Linked DNA regions of Mus musculus: all the other regions are linked to region 1. A link is a loop called in an ENCODE intact Hi-C map of the cell type or tissue named here. Cell type or tissue: left cerebral cortex. All regions are shown on one strand. Region 1 has its middle 50 kb from the start of Gm23217. Region 2 overlaps Trappc9 (trafficking protein particle complex 9). Region 3 overlaps Trappc9 (trafficking protein particle complex 9). Region 4 overlaps Kcnk9 (potassium channel, subfamily K, member 9).

The links. Hi-C counts contacts between places; a loop is a spot of excess contacts. Peaks named below come from ENCODE experiments on the same cell type or tissue, not always from the same donor. Only the 100,000 strongest peaks of a DNase experiment are listed, where the experiment ranks them.
Region 2: a loop joins it to region 1, with 5 times the contacts of the local background. A loop is called at or near these places in 14 of 42 quality-filtered maps.
Region 3: it touches region 1 in a loop (5-fold over the local background); 26 of 42 quality-filtered maps call a loop at or near these places.
Region 4: it touches region 1 in a loop (10-fold over the local background); 21 of 42 quality-filtered maps call a loop at or near these places.

The regions. Positions count from the first base shown.
Region 1 is chr15:72,203,302-72,208,301 of GRCm38, forward strand. No RefSeq gene overlaps it. Among named protein-coding and RNA genes, the nearest start is that of Gm23217, 50 kb to the right of the region's middle. In left cerebral cortex, a CTCF peak has its summit at 2,841 (motif pointing right); DNase peaks (open chromatin) are centred at 2,447 and 2,876; H3K27ac peaks cover 912 bases.
Region 2 is chr15:73,042,532-73,047,531 of GRCm38, forward strand. All of the region lies in intron 4 of Trappc9 (trafficking protein particle complex 9), which reads right to left. Among named protein-coding and RNA genes, the nearest start is that of Trappc9, 16 kb to the right of the region's middle. In left cerebral cortex, a CTCF peak has its summit at 2,176; a DNase peak (open chromatin) is centred at 2,163; H3K4me3 peaks cover 283 bases; H3K27ac peaks cover 190 bases.
Region 3 is chr15:73,020,034-73,025,033 of GRCm38, forward strand. The region is part of intron 6 of Trappc9 (trafficking protein particle complex 9); the gene reads right to left. Among named protein-coding and RNA genes, the nearest start is that of Trappc9, 39 kb to the right of the region's middle. RefSeq lists an enhancer at 386-3,286. In left cerebral cortex, a CTCF peak has its summit at 3,065 (motif pointing left); DNase peaks (open chromatin) are centred at 12, 1,077, 1,453, 1,773 and 4 more places; H3K27ac peaks cover 2,612 bases.
Region 4 is chr15:72,514,896-72,519,895 of GRCm38, forward strand. All of the region lies in intron 1 of Kcnk9 (potassium channel, subfamily K, member 9), which reads right to left. Among named protein-coding and RNA genes, the nearest start is that of Gm24390, 26 kb to the left of the region's middle. In left cerebral cortex, a CTCF peak has its summit at 2,320; a DNase peak (open chromatin) is centred at 2,308.

The DNA.
Region 1 (5,000 bases):
CTTGGCCACTGGCAGCAATAGCCACAAATGGTAAGCATGCTGCCACCTTTCCTCTGACTTGGAGATAGTGAATGAGACTTGGGAATCAGACAAGGAAACTTCTGTCACTTTGGACTTGGTGTATCATCACTCTTCTCTCTGAAGTGGTGAAACACCTGACCAAAACAAGGGACGGGTTATTCCCAACAAGGTGGGAGAGACAGGAGGGCACATTATATCTACAGTTAGAAAGTAGGGAGAGGTGAATTCTCTTACTTAGCTAACTTTCCCCTTTCCAGTCTGGGATCTCAGGCCATGGGATGGTAGGATCCACATCCAGGGGAGGTCTTCCCACTCCAGTAAACCCAAAGGAGACCTACCCAAAGGCTTGTCTCTTAGGGTATTACAAATCCTGTTAGGTTGACATTATTAGCAATCACATTTGAATTAGAGTAAATGTATTCAGAGCCATACTTGTCTGAGATCTGAGGGACAGGGGCATATGTCCTCAGTTGATTGACAGTATCTATTGCCTACACAGCATTAGCTGATTTGGGCCTTGCATGGCCTTTCCCCTACTGTTTTTCTCATTTGCTTGGTGAGCCATTTATATGTCTTCCTGTTAAAACCTCTGTCCTCAGCCGTGGAATACTCAAACACCATGCAAGCTGCACTGCGATGCTGCTGTTCTGCTTTACAGCATCCTGAGAGCCCACAGGAAAGAAGCTCTCTGGGGACAGAGCGCAGCTCTGGCTACATTTTCCACTCAGAGGTTCTTCAGCCCACTCGTCCTCTGCTAGCTTTATGGGCCTGGTGAAGAGTGAAACAAAAGATAAAAGACAACAGACTCATGGCTATGCAGTTTCTGGTACTGTTTGTTGCCCAGTCGGCGGACTCAGAAGGCTATGTTCATTTGCTTGCTGGATTCTTCTTTTCAGTGTCATGGGTGTGAAATGAAAATATAAAGACTGTGTAATGTCATATTTACTGTCATGTGCCTAGGGTAGAGATGCTGGAGGGAAAAAAACAACAACCCTGGTTTGTTGGTAAAACCAGCACCCACCCTCAAATATGGGTGGAGAATTTGTTGCTTTTTTTTTCTTTTAAATCTCTGTTCTCCAGTTCCATGTTTGCCTCTCATCTTCCCAGGGAGCCACAGAGAACTCCTATTCTAAAATTCAAATTTTGTGGGACATCTTGTAGCCTCTTGCATGAAAGCAACTACCATGATGGGAGTGATATTAAGCAGCTGGCTCTATGAACTTTCCCAATTTTTTTTTCTAAACCTTTAGCCTACATAATCCTCATGGGGCGCTTTTTGGGTGGGTGCTGTTGGGACGCTGTTCAAAAGGGTTAGTTGGGCCAACAGCAAGATGGATACAGCAAGTCTATGTACTTAGCAGGCACAACCCCCCCTAATACCCTGGATACTTCATCTCCAGTGACTGCTAAAACTTCCCTAACTATTAATCTTCAGGAGCTCTGTCACCAGTTCAGGCCTGAGCACAAACAACTGCCCCTCAAAATAGGCCTTCTGAAGCTATGCCTCACCTTGATTTCATATTGCACAGCCGGGAATAAGCTTGAGCCTTTGCATTTTAATACAGAGAAAGATAAACCTTAAACTGTGTAGAGATCTTTATAAAAGAAATCTTCATTTTTGTGTCAGCATAAGACAGGACAGTCCTAATTCAATGTCATCTTTATAAATTGGTACTGTCGGTGATGTGCGCATCCTCTTTAGGTATGAGTGCCTGCCACTTTGCACTCTGCCCATGGGTTTGTCTTACAATTGCCTGTCTCCACCATCATGCCTCCTATTCTAATTTTAAATAGCTGCTTAATTGTCCATCTGGCTGGTAGGTCTACTAACCACTACCCTACTTTCATCTCTTGTGTTCTTTGAAAACTCCTTAATAATTTCTGCCTGTGGTTTTATTACTTCTAGATGCTTGTGTGCATTATTTGCTTAAAATAACTTGGCATTGTACAGTACCATCAGACTGTCGCCCTCAGTATCCTTTCCTAGCTATCCTTTTGAGGTAAACGGGACCTCAACAGTTTCCTGTTTTCCCCTGAGGACTCTGCTTATGTGATTCAGTCCTTGATGTGCCCTGTGGATTGGGTGTGGTTATTGGAACTATTAACTCCGTGGCTCTCCACAGAGCAAGCCTGGAATAGTAATGAGAACGCTGCATGACTAGTTTAGAGGAATACAAAATAGCTCAAACGAGAAAAAATGTTTAATGTTCTCTCCACAAAGAAATGATAACTGCTAGAGGCGGATATGCTAATTACCCTGATTTATTAGACTCTGCCCACATGTATAAAACATCACACAATACCCCATAATATGCACAATTACTGTGCATCAACTCAAAGGTCTTAAAATTTTAAACGTTCAATGTCAGTGCAGCAACTGAAATCATTATTTTCTTGCTTTGCTGTTTCCCCGCTCTGGGTCTTTTGAGCTAGGGAATAAAGCAGAGATGGTAGAGATCTGTGAGCTTCCACTTTTAGCAGCTAGCTAACACCTATGAAAAGAACAATAACCACAATCTTTTTTTTCAGTTCTAGGAAATTCATGTAGCAGAGAACGGTTGCTTAAAATGCAGATGTATCAGACAATTCTAGAGGTACTTCAGCCATTCACCTACTTTAACAGGGAACTGAGAAAAGGCAAGGAACTGCAGCTAATCGCCCAAGTCAGCAACACTGCTCTATCCTGCTCTGTGTTTTCTGTGCCCTTGCTCTTTTCTCCCAGAGCTCCCCTACTAAGAAGCAAAATAGCCCAGAGAGCCTTAGAAAGCTGGCCTGCATCCCCTCTATGCAGGAGCCGCCAATGCACAGGCTCTCGGCCACCAGAGGGCACTGTGTGGCCAGAAAGAGATGGCTGCTTGGTTCTGCAGCTGCCTCCAAGCCCGGCTCTGAAAAAGCCTCTTCGGATTCATGGAAACAGAACTTGGTGGAAACAGCGCAATTTAGAAAAACAAAACCAGCCCACGTCTCTTCCCACTCACAGGTTTTATAGTCCATCAGAACCCGCCCTCCGCTGTGCTCTTCAGCAGAGTGACTCAGCCACCCATCAAACAGATGACCCCAGCGTCCACCTGAGATTTTTTTTATAACCAAGCTTTAAACATCCTTCTGAGGTTGAACAGTGAAATCACTAGAGCAACGTCAGCCAGAGCCACCATGACAGTGGGCTTGCTGCGTGCTCTGCCTTGGGCTTTCCATCTTTTCTACATTCACACTGGTGCCAATCATACTTCTGTCTTGTGGCCTTCCAAATAAGGAAGCTTTGAACCTGAATGAGAAGCCAGCACTGTTGTCAAGACTGATCTTGCTGCAGAACCTAGACACCTGCTGCTTGCTGAGTCTACAGTCAGTCCATGGAAATTACAAGTCTGGCTGATATACTCATGATATGCTTCAGATATTCACCTCCTGTATCCTGCAAGTCTCTGAATATGCAAGTCTCACACCAGGGTCAGGCTGGAATTACTGAGGATAGAAAGTAACTCTAACTGGTGTCCAATGAGAAAAAGGAAATTGGTCAAAACTCATAGGCTGACTGAAAATGTCATGCTTAAAATAATAATAATAATAATAATAATAATAATAAAGCGTGAAAAGGCAGACCCTTCTCACCAGCTCGATCTAGACCTACGATCTCTTCTCTACTGGTTCCCCAGCTTAGATTGCAGGGGACTTTGGAGAAGTGTGATCTTGTCTGCATCAAAATGTTGAGTCAGATTTCCCCTGGGATTCCTGTGACTGTGAATGCTAAACACAGAGGGGCTAGCTTCTTGGGGACCCTGAGCACATATTTCTGGAGAGAAAATGAAGACCCTAGCAGGAGACTCTATACTGCACTTTGTCTCTGGAGTGAGCTGGAAGACCGAATCCTCACCCTGCTGTCTCACCTTGAGATTGGACTTGTTGCTCCCTTTCTCTAAATCTTAGGTTCATTTTCACTTGGAAAGCAATAACGCGACTCAGTGGGCTTTCTGGCTCACTCTTACTTTAACAGCAATCACCTGCTTTGCTGTGTAGGCTGTGCTGAGGCACATCCACAAATCTCTACTCTCTCTTTTTATAATATTTTTATAGATTATTGAGAATTTCTCATCATGCATCCCATCATATCCATATCCCAGTCTGTTGCCCCTCTACCCCTGTGACACCCTCCACCCCCAAGAAAGAAGGAAAAAAGAAATCCAATTTATATTGTCAGATACTCACGGGGCCTGATCAAACTCCCAGTGGCCAGAGTCTTAAAGAAAACCATTTCCTTCCCCACACACCCCATACCAGAGTCATTAATTGTGAAGAGCCTCACTTTAGCATCTTAATCACAAAAAGTTCTTTTTGATTGCTTTCTGTTTAGGCTGTTACCTTTGAGAGTGTATGGAGTTGTCATATAGGCCTTCTTTTACCTGAGTCTACAGTCATCAGTACCATGGTAAAAGTAACTTCCTTGCCCTTTACCATAAATGGAAACACAGATCGAAGACTTGCACATGGTCTCCAGTATCAGCACATACCACGGACCTTAGCATAGTCTCCGGTGACAGTACAGACCACAGAAAGCAACACGGCTCTCTGCCAACTTTCTAATCTGCAATATCCTGGTCCTTGAAAGGCAGTCACATGAATGCCTTCAGAGCATTGGTGGAGGAATTAGAGATCATGCATCTTCATACCTTGTGTTGGTTTAACATAGGACAATAACATCCATAATTAGCAAAATACAGGTTGTTAACAGAAAACCAAAATCGTAACAATTCCTTTAGGTGTCAGATGTCATCCTGGTGAATTTCTCCAGTGCATAGCAACAGGGCTGGAGTGACGTCCAGCAAAGGAGCTCATTACAAGTCCCCTCTTGTGATGAGTCATCGCTGCCTGCCACCTCCCTGCCTGGGCTGAGGGTGGACAAGACCAATCAATGAGGCCATAGCGTGGCTGAGCTGGGGGTGGAGAGATCATTTGTTCATCTGGGTAAAGATGAAGCACAAAGT
Region 2 (5,000 bases), 840 kb after region 1:
TGTGAGTGCTCTGACTGAGGTATCAAAGGTTTCAGAAGGAAATATAGTAATACATTAATACTCCCAGATCTCTCTGTCTCTTTCTTTCTCTGTCTCTCTCTGTGTATGCCTTTGTCTCTCTCTGTGTGTCTGTCTGTCTGTCTGTCTGTCTCTCTCTCTCTCTGTGTATGTGTGTGTGAGAGAGAGAGAGACAGAGGCAGAAAGAGACACAGAGAGAGAGACTGACTTATGAATTACAGGGCACTTATCAAAGCTAAGGAAGTGATGTTTAGAGGTGGTTTATACTGAAGCTGTAGCACAGTTGGTAGAGTATTTCCCTAGTATGCATAAGGCCCTGGGGTCAATTCCTAGCACTACATAAACTGGGCATGGTGACGTATGTCAGAAATTCCAGCACTCAGAAGAGACGATCAGGAGATCAAGGACATCCTTGGCTACATAGTAAGTTTGAGACCAAAATGGATAAGCCGTGACCCTGTCTCAAAGTGGACAGTGGAAGCTAGAAAAACGGCTCAGCAGTTAGGAGTATTGCTCTTGCAGAAGACCAAGATTCAGGTCCTGGCACCCACTCTATGCAGCTTACACCTGCCTGTAACTCCAGCTCTAGGGGATCTTCTGGCCTCTGAGAGCACTTGCATGCACACAGTATACACACATACATACATACACACACACACACACACACACACACACACACACACACACAGAAAGAGAGATCAGAGGTCACAGAAATCCCCCTACTGCTGCCTTTCAGGTGCTGGGATTAAAAGCATACGCCATCATATCAAGCTAGAAGACATTTTAAGTACAAGGGTAAAGAAAAAGACACCCAGAAAGTGCCAGGCAGTGGTGGCGCACTCCTGTAATCCCAGCACTTGGGAGGCAGAAGCAGGTGGATTTCTGAGTTCAAGACCAGCCTGGTCTACAGAGTGAGTTCCAGGACAGCCAGGACTGCACGGAGAAACCCTGTCTAAAAACCAAAAAGAAAAAAGAAAAAAAAAAAGACACCCAGAAGAAAGTAAGACGGACCTGAGAGAGCAAGTGAAGGTCTCCATCCTTTAATTTTATTTTTAAGACCAAGTTTTGTCTTGCTCAGTTACCAGGCAGCCCTTGAAGTTTGAACTTGCCAGCCTCCTACCTTAGCCTCCTCCATAACTAAGATTATAAACCCCAAGATTACAAATCTGCACACCAGGCCTCACTCATCTCTTACTTCTTTTTTTTTAAACATTTTTAAATACTTATTTATGTATATGAGTATACTATAGCTGTCTTCAGATACACCAGAAGAGGGTATCAGATCCCATTACAGATGGTCGTGAGCCACCATGTGGTTGCTGGGAATTGAACTCAGAACCTCTGGAAGAGCAGTCAGTGCTCTTAACCACTGAGCCATTTTTCCAGCCCCTTCTCTTACTTCTTAAGTGGATCTTTCTTCACAAAGCTATTTCTCCCTATTCTGACTCCTTAGAAATCAAACATAGAATGATGGATCCAACACCCAGCGTGAGGTGCATGCCTGCAATCTCAGTAATAGGGGTGGAAGAGAAGACAGGACCAAGTTCGAGGCCAGCCTGGGCTACACAACAAGACTCTCATCCCTCTTCCCAATGTGGTCACGTGGAATAAATCTTCTTTTTCCTGCTTCCCACCTTTAATTTGGTTCGACTGCCTTATTGAGGATGGGTGGCCAGAGCTGACTTGAAACACACAGTATCACGTAAAGGTCAGTAACACACCAAATGCATATAGATGAATCTTCACACCTTCACGCAACCACCTCAGCTGATCCGGAAGCCAGGATCTCCTCCAGACCCTAGATGGTGCTTGCTAATAAGCACAGGAGTGGAGATTTAAGACCTGGCAGGCAGCCTTCTTCTCATCTGCAAGGCGCTGCAGAGCTGTGACATCATGGCTAACCATTACCTAATACTCAAGAGAAAGTCCAGTTTCACTGCTGCTCTGATAGCAAATCTGCAACCCTCGCTCTGAGCTGACCAGAGAAAAACACATATATCCAGAAGGCTTTTTCCGGGTATGTACTGGGGATCAAATGAAGAAATCGTATTCAAGGAGCCTGGTTTTGGGTCCTCTTGTAGAAGCCGGAAAAAAAAAAAAAAAAAAAAAAAAAGCTTTAAAAATAATAAGTAAGTGCAACAGCGCCACCTATGGAACGTCCTGCAAGGATCCAGAATCTGCAGACCACAGGCAAAGTTCAGCTAGCACAGGCACTGGGCAGCTTCATAGAAAGATGGCACTGTTCAACAGCTAAAGTCTGACACCCGGATGTCAACCAAAGAGACAGGCTCCCGGAGGACAATCTACGAACAGGAAGGGGTCTCAGAACTGGTTCTTCTTACAGTCAGCTGCCAAACTTTCTCCCAGTCTCTGTATTTTTCCCTAAAGGCAACTGAGGGGGCAGGAAAGATGGCTGAGCGGTTAAAAGTGGTTACTGCTCTCACAGAGGATTAGAGTTTAATTCCACCGCCTTACAACTACCCTAATGCTCTCTTCTAACCTCCAAAGATACCCTCAAACATGTGAGTGGATACATACATACTCACAAATAAAAATTTAGGGGCTAAAGAGATGGTTCAGCAATTAGGAACACTGGCTGTTCTTCCAGAGGTCCTGAACTCAATTCCCAGTAGCCACACGGAGGTTCACGACATAAATAAATAAACCTTTTTTTTTTAAAAAAATAGCCGGGCACGGTGGTACACACCCATACATAAACCCAGCACTTAGAGACAAAGGCAGGAAGATGGGATTGTTAAAAATTCAAGGCCAGCCTAGTCTCTATCTCAAGCTCCAGGTCAGCCAGGACTACACAGTAGCACCCTGTCACATAAACAAACAGATCTGTAAAATAACCATGACTTCAGTCTGTCCTGTTTTCCCAGACACTCCTTAAACTCAGGCCGCTGAAAAAAGAGTTCACGGTGACAGGCAGGGGCTCTGTAAGAGGCCAACTCAGTTGCCACCTTAACTCAGCAGGGATTCAATCGCTGGGTGACAAGTCTCTGTCCCTTTAAAAAAAAAAAAAAAGAGTACTCGCTCCAACCCTCAAATGTTCCCACTGGGGAGTTGTAAAGCCCTGCCTGAGGCTGAGGAGCGCTGGTAGATATTTGGACTTTTTCTTTTCTTTCCTTTTTCTTTCCTTTTTTTTTTAAGGTTTATTTATTTATTATATGTAAGTACACTGTAGTTGTCTTCAGACACACCAGAAGAGGGTGTCAGATCTCGTTATGAATGGTTGTGAGCCACCATGTGGTTGCTGGGATTTGAACTAGGGACCTTTGGAAGAGCAGTCAGTGCTCTTAACTGCTGAGCCATCTTACCAGCCCCTCTTTCCTTTTCCTTTTTCTCTTTTTCCAGACAAGGTTTCTCAGTTTATCTCTGGCTGACCTGGAACTCCCTCTGTAGACCAGGCTGGCCTCAAATTCAGAGACCCACCTGCCTCTGCCTCCCAAGTGCTGGGATTGCAGGCGTGCACCACCACAGCCTGGCTCTGGACCATGCGTCATGTCAGTCCCCACCATCGAATGCCAGTGACAGAGATGAGAACCAGGTGTTCTACCAGCAAGCCACACCTCAGGCCTGTTTTGATCAATTTAATGGTAAGTAATATTACCAAGTTCAGAGAGAAGAAAAAGTAGAGGCCACCACTACTAAGAAACCTTTACAAGTCAATGGTAAGCACTTTCTTCCAGTTGACTATAGAATATTCTATACATTTTGGGGTGGGGGTCCTATATAAGGGACCCAGGTCCTCCCACGGTGCTAGGCAGGAACTCTACAAGTGGGCTACCTTCTCCATCTTGGTTGTTTTGTTTTGTTTTGTTTTGTTTTTTCAAGACAGGATCTCATGTAGTCCAGGCTAGCCTCAAATATACTATGTAGCTAAGCCTGGCCTTCCATTCCTAAGCCTCGCTCTGAGTATGGGAGCCCAGCATCATATCTGGCTTTCCAGCCCTAATTTTTTAAAGAAACTATATTTTGTCCTTTAGTTATAGACCTACAGGTCCACATCCAAATCTTCAGAATAAAGATCAGTGCCCCAACTTGTGAGCAGCATGAAGCTAGGATTGAAAGACTAAAAGAAAGAATGAAGGGGAAAAAAAAAAACTACAAAAATTTTTTAATCTTTAAAAATTTTTTTTCTTAAGATTTTATTTTTATTTATTTATTATATGTAAGTACACTGTCGCTGTCTTCAGACACTCCAGAAGAGGGAGTCAGATTTCATTATGGATGGTTGTGAGCCACCATGTGGTTGCTGGGATTTGAACTCCAGACCTTCGGAAGAGCTATTGGGTGCTCTTACCCACTGAGCCATCTCACCAGCCCTTAAATTTTTTTAAAAGGGAAAGAAATGCCCCCTTTTCCGAGGAAATGCACTTGAAACTATTCAGCCAGGGTCTGTGAGGTCTGAAAGTGTTCAGCTGAATTCCTGGGGCCTGGAGAAGCAGCTTGTGGTGAGAAACTCCTACACGCTTACGGAGAGCACAATTCAGTTCCCAGCCACCACGTGATACAGCTCACAACTGCCTGCAACTCTAGCTCCCAGTGATGCAAGATTGTCTTCTGACCCCTGCAGGCACTCATGACAGACAGACAGATGCACACACACACATATACACACACACACACAGTGAAAATAAATCTTAAAAAAAAAAAAGTAGAAGTATCCTTGAGGTTGGAGAGATGGCTCAGTGGTTAAAAGCACTGACTGTTCTTCCAGAGGTCCTGAGTTCAATTCCCAGCAACCACATGGTGGCTCACAACCATCTGTAATAGGGATCCGATGCCCTCTTCTGGTGTGTCTGAAGACAGCTACAGTGTACTCATATACATAAATAGTTCTTTAAAAAAATACAAGTAACGAATATTCCTGTTACTACTTGCCAATCATCATAAAACCAGTGATACTGACAGCTGCCTCAGCCTTCCCCTACCATGCTCCACCCTAGCCCCTTCAGACAGGGTCCCTCACCTAA
Region 3 (5,000 bases), 820 kb after region 1:
GACTCGCCTACTGAAAACACAGTTTTAACATTCACCTCAGCTGTAACCTCCTAAGGTAAATACCCTGGAACCTCCAAAAGCAGTGTGCCTGCGGTTCTCTCTGTGTCTGCAGTGCGCCTGCGCTACTCTCCGTGCCTGCATCTGTTTACATTCTGCCTTGTTCTAAAGAAGAATGTAAAATCAATTTTTTAAACACACACAATTTAAGAGCAGTAACAGCCAAAATATAAAAAAAAAAAATCAAGGTGAAAAAAATGAGATTATAGTTAAATAAAACCAGAGGAAGGTTCGATCAGAAAAATGCCTGCCAGGAAGTGGGTGTAATTATTAAGGTATCTGTAGACTTGATGCTAAGGTTCCTAACTGCTAAAGCGGAGAGGGAAAGCCAAGATTCCCCAAGCCCATGAGACCAAAGTGACTTGCAAGTCTCCAAAGAGGAATTCCCAAGTATCCCTCTCACCCCTCCTTAAAAATTACAGCTGCCTGCAGGGCACTGAGGTCTGGCTTCTTTTATCACCTTTTCTGGTTAGAGTGGAGATTTGAAACTCAGCTCAATGGGCAGTGCCTTTCCAAGTTGGGAGGGGGAGGGGAGGGGGTAGAGCAGAGCTGGCCCCCAAGGGGTCTCTGCAGACCCCTGGCTCTGGAATGACTGAGCCCCCCTCACTGTCCTCACAGACTTCCACTCTCCTGGACTCTTAGTCAAGCCACACACCAGAATCCTGTTAGACCAGAAATTTCTCAGTTCTCTCTCTCTCTCCTCTCAATTCCAGAAAGGAATCTAGCAGGTGACCTTCCTTCTCCACCCCCCCCCATTCAATGGTTTCCTTGTAAGAGCTGTGGATCCCCCCACGGTTCCCCCACAGTTCCCCCACGGACTGACTGGCCCTGGAAGCCATTGGCCAGTTGGCCAGCTTTGACCTGTCACAGCATTACCTCAGCCCCTTCCCCAGATGACACCCTTCCCCACTCTCCCACCCTTCTGACTCTGAGCTCAACCTGACAGGAGCACTAGGGATGCAGTCACTCTGGTGCCTACCAGGCTCTTGCAGGGTTTCCTTAGCAACAGCTTCATTAAGGAAACCCATCAAAAAAGAAATCCGAGGAGGAGGAGGCTGTTCTTGCATCTGAACAGAGTAGCCTGCATAAAATCTGAATGGCTTTGCAAAGAAAATTAACCAAAGACAAAGAGGTTGAAAGTCCCCTCTAAAGTCTCATAAAGGAGAATGTTTTAAAGGGCACCAATTGTTCTGGAACTTAGAGATGTGAGGAGGCGGAGGACGGGGCCACGCTGCGACCCTCAGAAGCTGGTCTAGTTTTCCAGACACTTCCTCAGTAGCACTTTCTCGTAAGGTCACCTGCCATTTTCTGTTGAAAACAAAAATGTATTCAGTCCCTCAGGCAGCCTAGGGTGGGGGAGGGGAGCTGCCACCGGGTTGGGCTTTTGGAATCACACAAGCGAGGGAGCGAGGGGGACTGAAAGAACAATGGGAGACTTTGTGAGCTGAGCTGGGTCTCACCCCTCAGTTTCCCTGTCTTTAAAACTGGCTGCAAGTGGTGAGGAAAGGAACTGACGAGACCTTTCTCAGGGTCTGCTCAGCACCAGATGGAGCCGCCACAAGCCCCACCAGCCAGCTACAGGGGAGACAGTCATCGCAGCCTGTGCATCTTTCTTTGTTGCACCTTGCTCTACATTGCAACAGTGCTTATGCTCCTGGGATGAAGGCCTCCCGAGCTGCTCCTCCGCAGAAGGTATCCAATGGGAGCGTGGTCTTTGTTTCTGTAGATCTGACTCACTTGGGAATTGTTTGCCTCCATGTCTTTTGTTTATCAGCCGGTTTCCCCTCCTCAGCGCCGGCCAGTGTGGACCATGACTGTCTGCAGCTCACTGGACTTCAGGAGCAGGCTAGCAGGCAGGCAGACAGAAACACTTTGCCTAGAGTCACTCCTGCCCATCCCAGAGGCAAGGGAAGGGAAGGGAAGGAACACAAAGGGTGCATGAACACGTGTCCCAGGGACCCCTCACCTCTAAGCCACCATCTTCTTTGGTGCCTGAATCATTGTTCCTTTTCCTAACCTCCCTCTGCAGATAGGGGTGGCTACATTTAGACCACAGAATCTCAAGGAACAGATTCCTACTTCAAGAAGTCTGTGAATGGATGCCAGTGAGGTTTGCAGCCTCCTTGCCACCCTGCTGTTCCCAGACGGTGTGCAGCGGCACTAAGTAAAGGAGAGAGGTGGCTGCTTGCTCTCCACAGAAGACAAGCTGAGAGGGTGCTGCATGGCTCCTCTATTCACAAACAGGGGAAAATGATGACTCAAGTCCCAGCCCCTCTGTTCTCATATGAACCTTGTCATTTGCCTGTGAAACCCTCATGACCATTGCACAGATCTGTACACAGCCAGCTATTTGTTGCCATTTGGGAGTGCCAGATAATTACCAGAAATCACTCGCCTAAACCAGCCAACACACGCAGGTCACCCTGTGCCTGCACAGGGAAGAGGGACTCTGCATCTATTTTGCAGAGCACCGATAAAGACAGTTTTATCCTCCAGTTCTGAGGTTTTGGATTTTTGAGACAGAGTTTCTCTGTGTAATATCCCTGACTGTCCTGGACTCCCTTTGTAGACCAGGCTGGCCTGAAACTCAAGAAATCTGCCTGCCTCTGCCTCCTGAGTGCTGGGATTCAAAGTGTGTGGCACCACCAGCTCATGCAGGGATTCTGAAAGACAGATGGAACTTGCACTAGTCACATCTCCATTCCTTCCCAAATGTCCGCCATTTGCCGCCGAAGTCCTTCGTTACCATCAGCTCCACAATGGATCACACTTGATTAAGAACCAAAAGCTTGTTCTATTTCAGAAAAACTCCAGGCCCTTCTCTTTACTGTGATTATAAAATCCCACCAGAACTCATTATTTTGCTGCCTTGTCAACTAGCAGACAAACATCAGGATGAGACAAGGACCGCAAAGTGCCTTCCTCCTCCGGCAGAATTCAAAGGCTGGTAACCGCCCTGTGCCGCAGGCAGGGCCACAATTGCCACAGAGCATTGCTGCCCTCTAGTGTTTGCCTGACGCCGAGCAAGATGATAGCAGAGCTGATCCAAACTACAGGGCCCCACTGTGAATAGATAGCAGGTTGCAGTAAGTCCAGATCTCCTCCCTTTAATCTGCAAAGCGGACTTCAGTAACTGCAGAGAGTGAGGGCCCACAGGTCTGTAGAAGAGGAGCAGGGCTGGGAAGCCTGGCAGCCACCCACTACTCTAGCACCAGCTAAGCCCAACAGACTCCACTCCCCAGACCTTTCCGGTCTGCTTGGAGCCTCTTCTGTGTTCAAAGCTGTCTCCTGAACCGCCTGGGCCTGATAACAGCAGTAGCCCACTGCAGAGCTGTGGAAGGACACAGGACCATCTAACCTAAATCCAGCCTCCCAGCTACAAATAATTCAAGGCTTCCCTGGACCTTTCCAGTCTACCTGAGAGGCCTAGCACTCTTCACTCAGAAGCATGGATTACAATTAAGGTGCCACCCTCTTGCCCTTGAAGTACCCTTGCCCTGTGTATTGCCCTCACTGACCTTTGGCAAACCTACACCAGCATGACCCCTGCTGTCTCTCCATGCTCCAGGCCAGTGAGGCCCTAGCAGCCCACCTCAGACACTCAGGTGGTCTTTTTCCCTCATCATGGGTCCTTGCCCTGTGAAGCAAGCCCTTCGATGCCCAGGGTCTCAGTCAGTGCACATTTCACTAAGTTTGTGTATGCCTGGCATGGGGCATCCCTCCCTCCAGTCCTCTACAAGGACTATAGCCTTAGCATCCCTAAAAAACACAGCTTCAGGGCAGGCGAGATGGCTCAACAGCTAAAGGTGCTTGTCACTAGCCTAACTAAGCTCAATTCTTGGGACCCATAACGGGGAGGAGAGAACAGACTATCCAAGACACACACACACACACACACACACACACACACGGCTTGGCCCATTGTTGAACCCTGGATAGAACCAAGTCAAACAGTTAACTTCAGCATGACTAGAGACAGACATCTATCTCCTCTTGTGCCATTTCCCAGGTAACTGAAGTTTCCATATCAAAGGACCCGGTTTTTGCCTCTCCTGGAAACCAACAGAGAGCAGAACTTGGGGGCCTCCCCTCAGGACACAGGGTGCAGCTGGCTCCCAGTGCTCCCCCACTTTGAAGGCATAGGTGCACTTCCCCACATGAAATGGCCAGCAATACTGGTGGAGTCTTTCTTTAGGGGCGTAATTCTGTGTTTGTCTCTTCCTCTGTGGTTGAGCTGACGACTGACAGTTCAGGTACTCTGAGGCAGCCTCACTCTGGTGACTGACTTGGGGAGCCAGGCCCACAGACCAGCCTGAGGGCAGCACGGGGCTCTACAGCAAGCAAGACTCAGAGAGGTCAAGGAGCTCGAGCTCCAGGCACTTGTAAGCCGTCTGATGGGTGCTGGGGGTGGAACTCTGGTCCTCGGCAAGAGCAGGCAATATGTGCTCATAGCCAGAGCCATCATGCCAGCCTCTGGTTAACTATTAAGTTATCGTCCTCCAAAAAAAAAAAAACCTCTAAGGTGAGCATGGCAACTATTGGAGGTGGGGATGGGTGTCTGGCTATGAGCACGCTTCCTGCGTGTTCTGGTGGGATTATCTCAAGTCCCTGCTGCCCTCTACCCTCCCCACATGGCGGCCTACCCGCTACTGCATCTCACCCTTATCCAGCCCAACAGAGGTCTCACCCGCCCACAGGACGTTTGTTGTCCGCCTTTTGCCTCTCAGAGCCCAGCTGACTGAGGTTTAGTGGCTGTCTGCAATTACTCTGCCTCATTCTCCTCAGATACCAGTCTTTCTGTTTCAGCCTATCTGCTTTCCCCAAACAGTTCAGACTCAAGATACCTCATGCTTTCCTAGAGGTCGGCCGGCAAGCCAGTCCACCTGCACCGCACCCTCCTCTACCCAGGTCTTGCCTTATTCTGCTCTTCAAGCAGACTCCAG
Region 4 (5,000 bases), 310 kb after region 1:
CCACAGAAAGCTCCAGGGACAAGGAGATATTCTAGAGGGAAAGATAAAATGAAAATGAGAGAAATAGTGGCTTCAAATCAGCCACCCTTGGTAAAAGGCAGATTGACAGAGTTGGTTATCTCTGCAAACTTAAGAAAGATAAATGTAAAGAAAACCACACACCAGTGATGTTAAAAAGAAAGCTAAAGAGAGACCTGCTGAAAGGCAGACAGGAAAAAAAAATGACACAACTGATTCTGCAAGGCCAACACCTCTTAGACTACTGATATCTAACCATAAACAATGAAGGCCGAGAAGCAATTGGAGCCATGTCAATAAAGAGTCAGGGGGAAAAAAAACGTTACCCCAGAATCCCCTGTCCTAAGGAAACAATCTGCATGTTCAGCTTTTCAAAGCTGGAGAGTGCAACACCATCAGATCAGCACAGCATACCTACTGGAGGAGGGAGCTCTTCCCCCAAAGAAGACAGCAGATGAAAATTTAGGACTTCAGGGGAAAAAAAATGAATCATGTGTTGAGAAATATAAAATGCACAGATGTTATTTCCTCTCCCCCCTGCACGAAGCTCACCTGCAGAGCAGACACCAATGGATGGGGTGGAAGGGTTGGGGACTAGAGAGAATGAGGCCACATCTTCTGGAAAGGTGACAAACTACAGCAGAGGAATGTGGGTAGAATAGAAACAGGAGTGGGAGGGAGAACAGGGTTGGGTAGGTTCTATTAGGTCTCTGGTCTCAGAAGATTTGCCCAACAGTCTACCTAGAGACATCATCATCCCACGTGTCAGTTGACAGAGACTCTCTGGGATGTAACATAATAATGGTGGACTCAATAAGCACTTAACAGTTCTACCTGGGATATACTTAATGTAGGAAATAAACATAGCATCATATGACTCAAAAGCTGAGTGCTGGGTCCCCTTATCTGTCACTCATGTTCTTCAAGGATAGTTCAAAGAGTGCTCCCCAAATCCTCCAATAGAAGCTTTTTTTTTTTTTTAAATTCAGACAAGCTCTCACTCTCTAGTACAGTATGCCCTGGAACTCACTACATAACCTTCCCTTGAATTTACAGAAATCCTCCTGTCTCAGCCTCCCAAGTGCTTGGATAACAAGCATGTGCTACCACTCCAGGCTCTCGAAAGCCATCTTTGAGTTCACACTACAATGCAGTCTTGCCCAGAGGTCAAAATTGGTCCCTACAGCGGGCCAATTCGTCTTGAAGCTGATTGACCCCTTAGGGAGAACAAGTATCCTCCATTCTCCAGCCTCATTTTTATGCTTGCCATGTTTACTGTGACTGCTTACTGGTGCCAGCTAAGGGTGCAGTGCATAGAGAAGGTTGTGTTGGGGGAATTTGCTGCTGGAGAGGAGTAAAATATTTATAAATGGCAGAAAGGGGGTTCTGACAATAGGGATTAAAACAGGCACAAATCCCAATAAAGAATGACTCAGGGTGGCTTTGAGAAGAGATATGCTAGGGAAGGGAGCTAACCTTGGCCCCTTGTGCTTCCAAGATGGTTCCTACTTCAGCCCATGATGCAGCTAGCCTCCCATCTATCCTCCTGTAACTTCCTAAATTAATTCTCTAAACCTTTCTTCCCTTTTCTGTAAAAAGGACATGAAGTGAAGCAATCTCTTTATGTTATCTAGCGTTTTATAGTATGCTTTCCTGCATTTAGTCTTTCCTCTGGAAGAAGGTATCAATGTTTGTGGCATTCTATGCTAAGCCATTGCTTATTCACAGGGCCCTCTGTGTTCTGCAGAGGGAAATCCCTTCATGTGTGTTTTTCCTGATTCCCGGGGCGGGGGGTGGAGAAACAGGCTTCTTTTAACTTTGTATCTTAAGGGAACAAAGGGACCCCAAATACACTTTTTAACACGGAAGTGTGCAAAGCATGAATTTCTCATCGAAAGTGGGCAAAGGGAAGGGCTGAGATGTCTCCCATCTGTAAAGGGGCCACAAAACCCTGTCTCACAGGGCAATGTTGTGCTGCTGAGGCACCTGTCAATGCCCAGGCTGTGATGTGAGTTCATGCCAAACATGAAGATGCCTGGGGTGGGACACATTTCAGCCCCCAAGTATCTCAGACTTGGGTCCACAGCATCTCCATGCTTTGAAGAAAAGCTGGCGTTCCCTATCCTCCTCCATACAGGATTGGACTCACAGCCTCTCACCCTGCTTTTAAGGAAGGGGGATGGGGGCTCTCCTCCACACTAGCTTACTTTCTACAAGCAGCGGAGGAAATGCTGTCCACAAAGAGTCCACAGGGTGGCAGAATGGTGGAAGCCTTGGCCTGTGGTCTCTCTCAGCCTGCCACCAGAGGTGCAAGGGTGCCCTCTGGCGGGTGATCTGTCACTGCAGAGCATGAATGCAAGCATAGGTCCTGACACCTGCCCAGGTTCCCTCCTGGGATGAGTCCAAGAATCACGAGAAAAAGTCACTAAAGTGTCTTTTTTTTTACTGGCAAAACATATGTTACCTGGTGGATTTTTTTTCTCTCAGAAGGTATCATCAGTCAATGGAATGTTGGCAGAGATAAAAAATAAAACTAGTAATGACCAGTGTTTACTAATAGCATGAGGTACCAGGAACTAAGCTAAAACCTTTTTACACACAATAACTCATCTCCTGGGGGAAACAGGGGGCCCTTTCCAGGTAGCCAGTATTCTCCTCTACATGGATGTGGTAGTGTTCATGATCTTGGGCTTAGCATGATAGCTTCCTAAGCTCCCATGTCAGGCTGATCTGGGCCTTGATCCTAATTTATCCCCCGTTGTCAGCCACACCCACAGTGCAAATGAGGTATCCACATTGTCCCCCTGGGTCAGGAAATCCAGGTTCTCCTATTGGTCTTCTTGTTGCACCCACATAAAACCTTCCCTTCTGCCACGCTTTCCTGTATTCTCCACCATCCAAAAATCTCTGCAAAAAAATGTGGAGAGACAAATCAAAGACTCATAAGAAAAAATAAGGGTAGAAAGCTGGCTGATGTTTGAGAAGTCTGTGATAGGATAAGAAAATCAGTAATAGTTGGAAGCCACCAGGACTTGGGTTGGGATGGTTCAGTGGGAAGAGGTACATTCCCTCCCTCAGCTAATAGTGTTAGGCTCAGATGGCTTCAGGCCAGTTATAGTGTAGCAAGACTTGTGGGTGGTCAGAGGTAAGCAAAGCTCTGACCTTGACACAGGGAAACCTCCACACTTTACAATATCATCTCTGATGATCTCTCTACAAAAGTCCATTCTAGAAGCTAGCCTGTATTATTTGCACTGACCTCTGTTTTGCTTGTGTGTCTCTCTCCAAAGAGCCACGAGAGCACTGGATTTCCAGCCTCCGGATGAAGACTTAAGTTTACAGCCTTGCTATATGCTGGTTTATGATGCAGTGTCTCTTTGTAGGCTGTGGTAAGGCAAGGAGTTGGATAGATTCCCAGGGTGGGGCAGAAAGGTCCCCAGAGGTAAGCATCTACCTATTTGAGCTTCTTGGTTGAAGCTTCACAGAAAGAAAACCATGCTCAAGTGGAACATTGTCCTTGATATCCTTCCCCCAAAAAGCAAGGATGACAGTTGCTGGGGTGGACACTTGTGCATCTGTCACAGCTGATTCCCATCAACCAGCATCGCGAGACACCACAAGCAAAGGGTAGAGGCAGGCATTGCCAGGGGACGCATGATAACCATAATTGCTGCATGATAGCAGTTAGAGATGGATGATCGTAGCCCTAATGGACTTCTTCCATGTCTCAGCTATATAACCTAGGTAAGTCATCTAACCATGTAGGGGTGGAGACATCAAAACCCAAGCAAGAAAGGAGATAAAACTATCCCCACCCACCCAATCCTGATTATCTCTTACACTTCCAATTATTTGTAGTGTCCTTTTTGCTTTTTAGACTTTTCCACTTTAAAAGTTACTGGCTATAGGAATAAAAATTCACATAATAGAAAGAAACAAGAGCAAACAGAAGAGAGATCAAAACTGATGAATGTCTATGTACCATCTTTCTGCTCAGACCTGGGAACATTTCCTTATGTTTCCCAAATCCTATTCCTAAATACTTTTTCCATGACTGAGAGAAAACTTCACATAAGCAATTATTTAAAAATGCTAACACTAGTCTATTGCCAATAGCATTCTTCATAAGCATCATTTTTAATTCATCAGCTTCAAGTAGAGGCGCCACAATTTCTTCGCCTAAATAGACTAAATGTGGAATGTGTTGGATTCTAATTTGCTTCTGTTGCTAACAGTCATTTGTGTTTTGGCCAAAAGCACACAGTTCCTGGCCTCGGAAGTTTTATTCCAAAAGCAAAGGAGAGAAATCAAGGAAGTGCCAGCAAATGGGCTGAACTCTGTCCTAATACCAGTGAGATGTGTCCTCCAATGGCATGCCCAATGTTATTAGGTGATCACTTCTACTTCCTTGCCTTGTTCCAATAAATTATACTCAGTGAAACTAAGATGGCCACCATGGGTTCTCATCTCAGGGTGTTAGGGGCATGGGTGGATAGATGTAAACAAAACTATTCAAATCCGTAAGTATATAAAATGTTCCTGGGGGGGGGGGGGAACTGAAATAAATGGAAGAAACACCTTGGAGACACACAATGTTCCATGCTCTTGGGAGAGTTGGAGGAAGAGTAAAAACGGCAGAAAGATTATCTAAAGAAATAATAAACAAGACCTTTCAAACTTTAATGAAAATGTTGATCTGAACATCTAAAAAGCTTAACATAATGACAAGAAGGATGAGTGCCTAGATTTAAATTACTGTAAGTGCAAGAAGACAATGATGCAATGTTAAAACGAACAAGGGAAAACCAACTCATTGTTAGGACTCCTCAATAAGGTCCATGAGTGACTCTTATTCCAAAGCAGAGTCCAGAAGACAATGGAATGACATGATCAACATGCTGAAAGAAAATGTCAACCAAGGATTTCATATCCATTTAAACTATCTTGCAAATTCAGGTAAATTAAAATGTTCTCAGACAGTG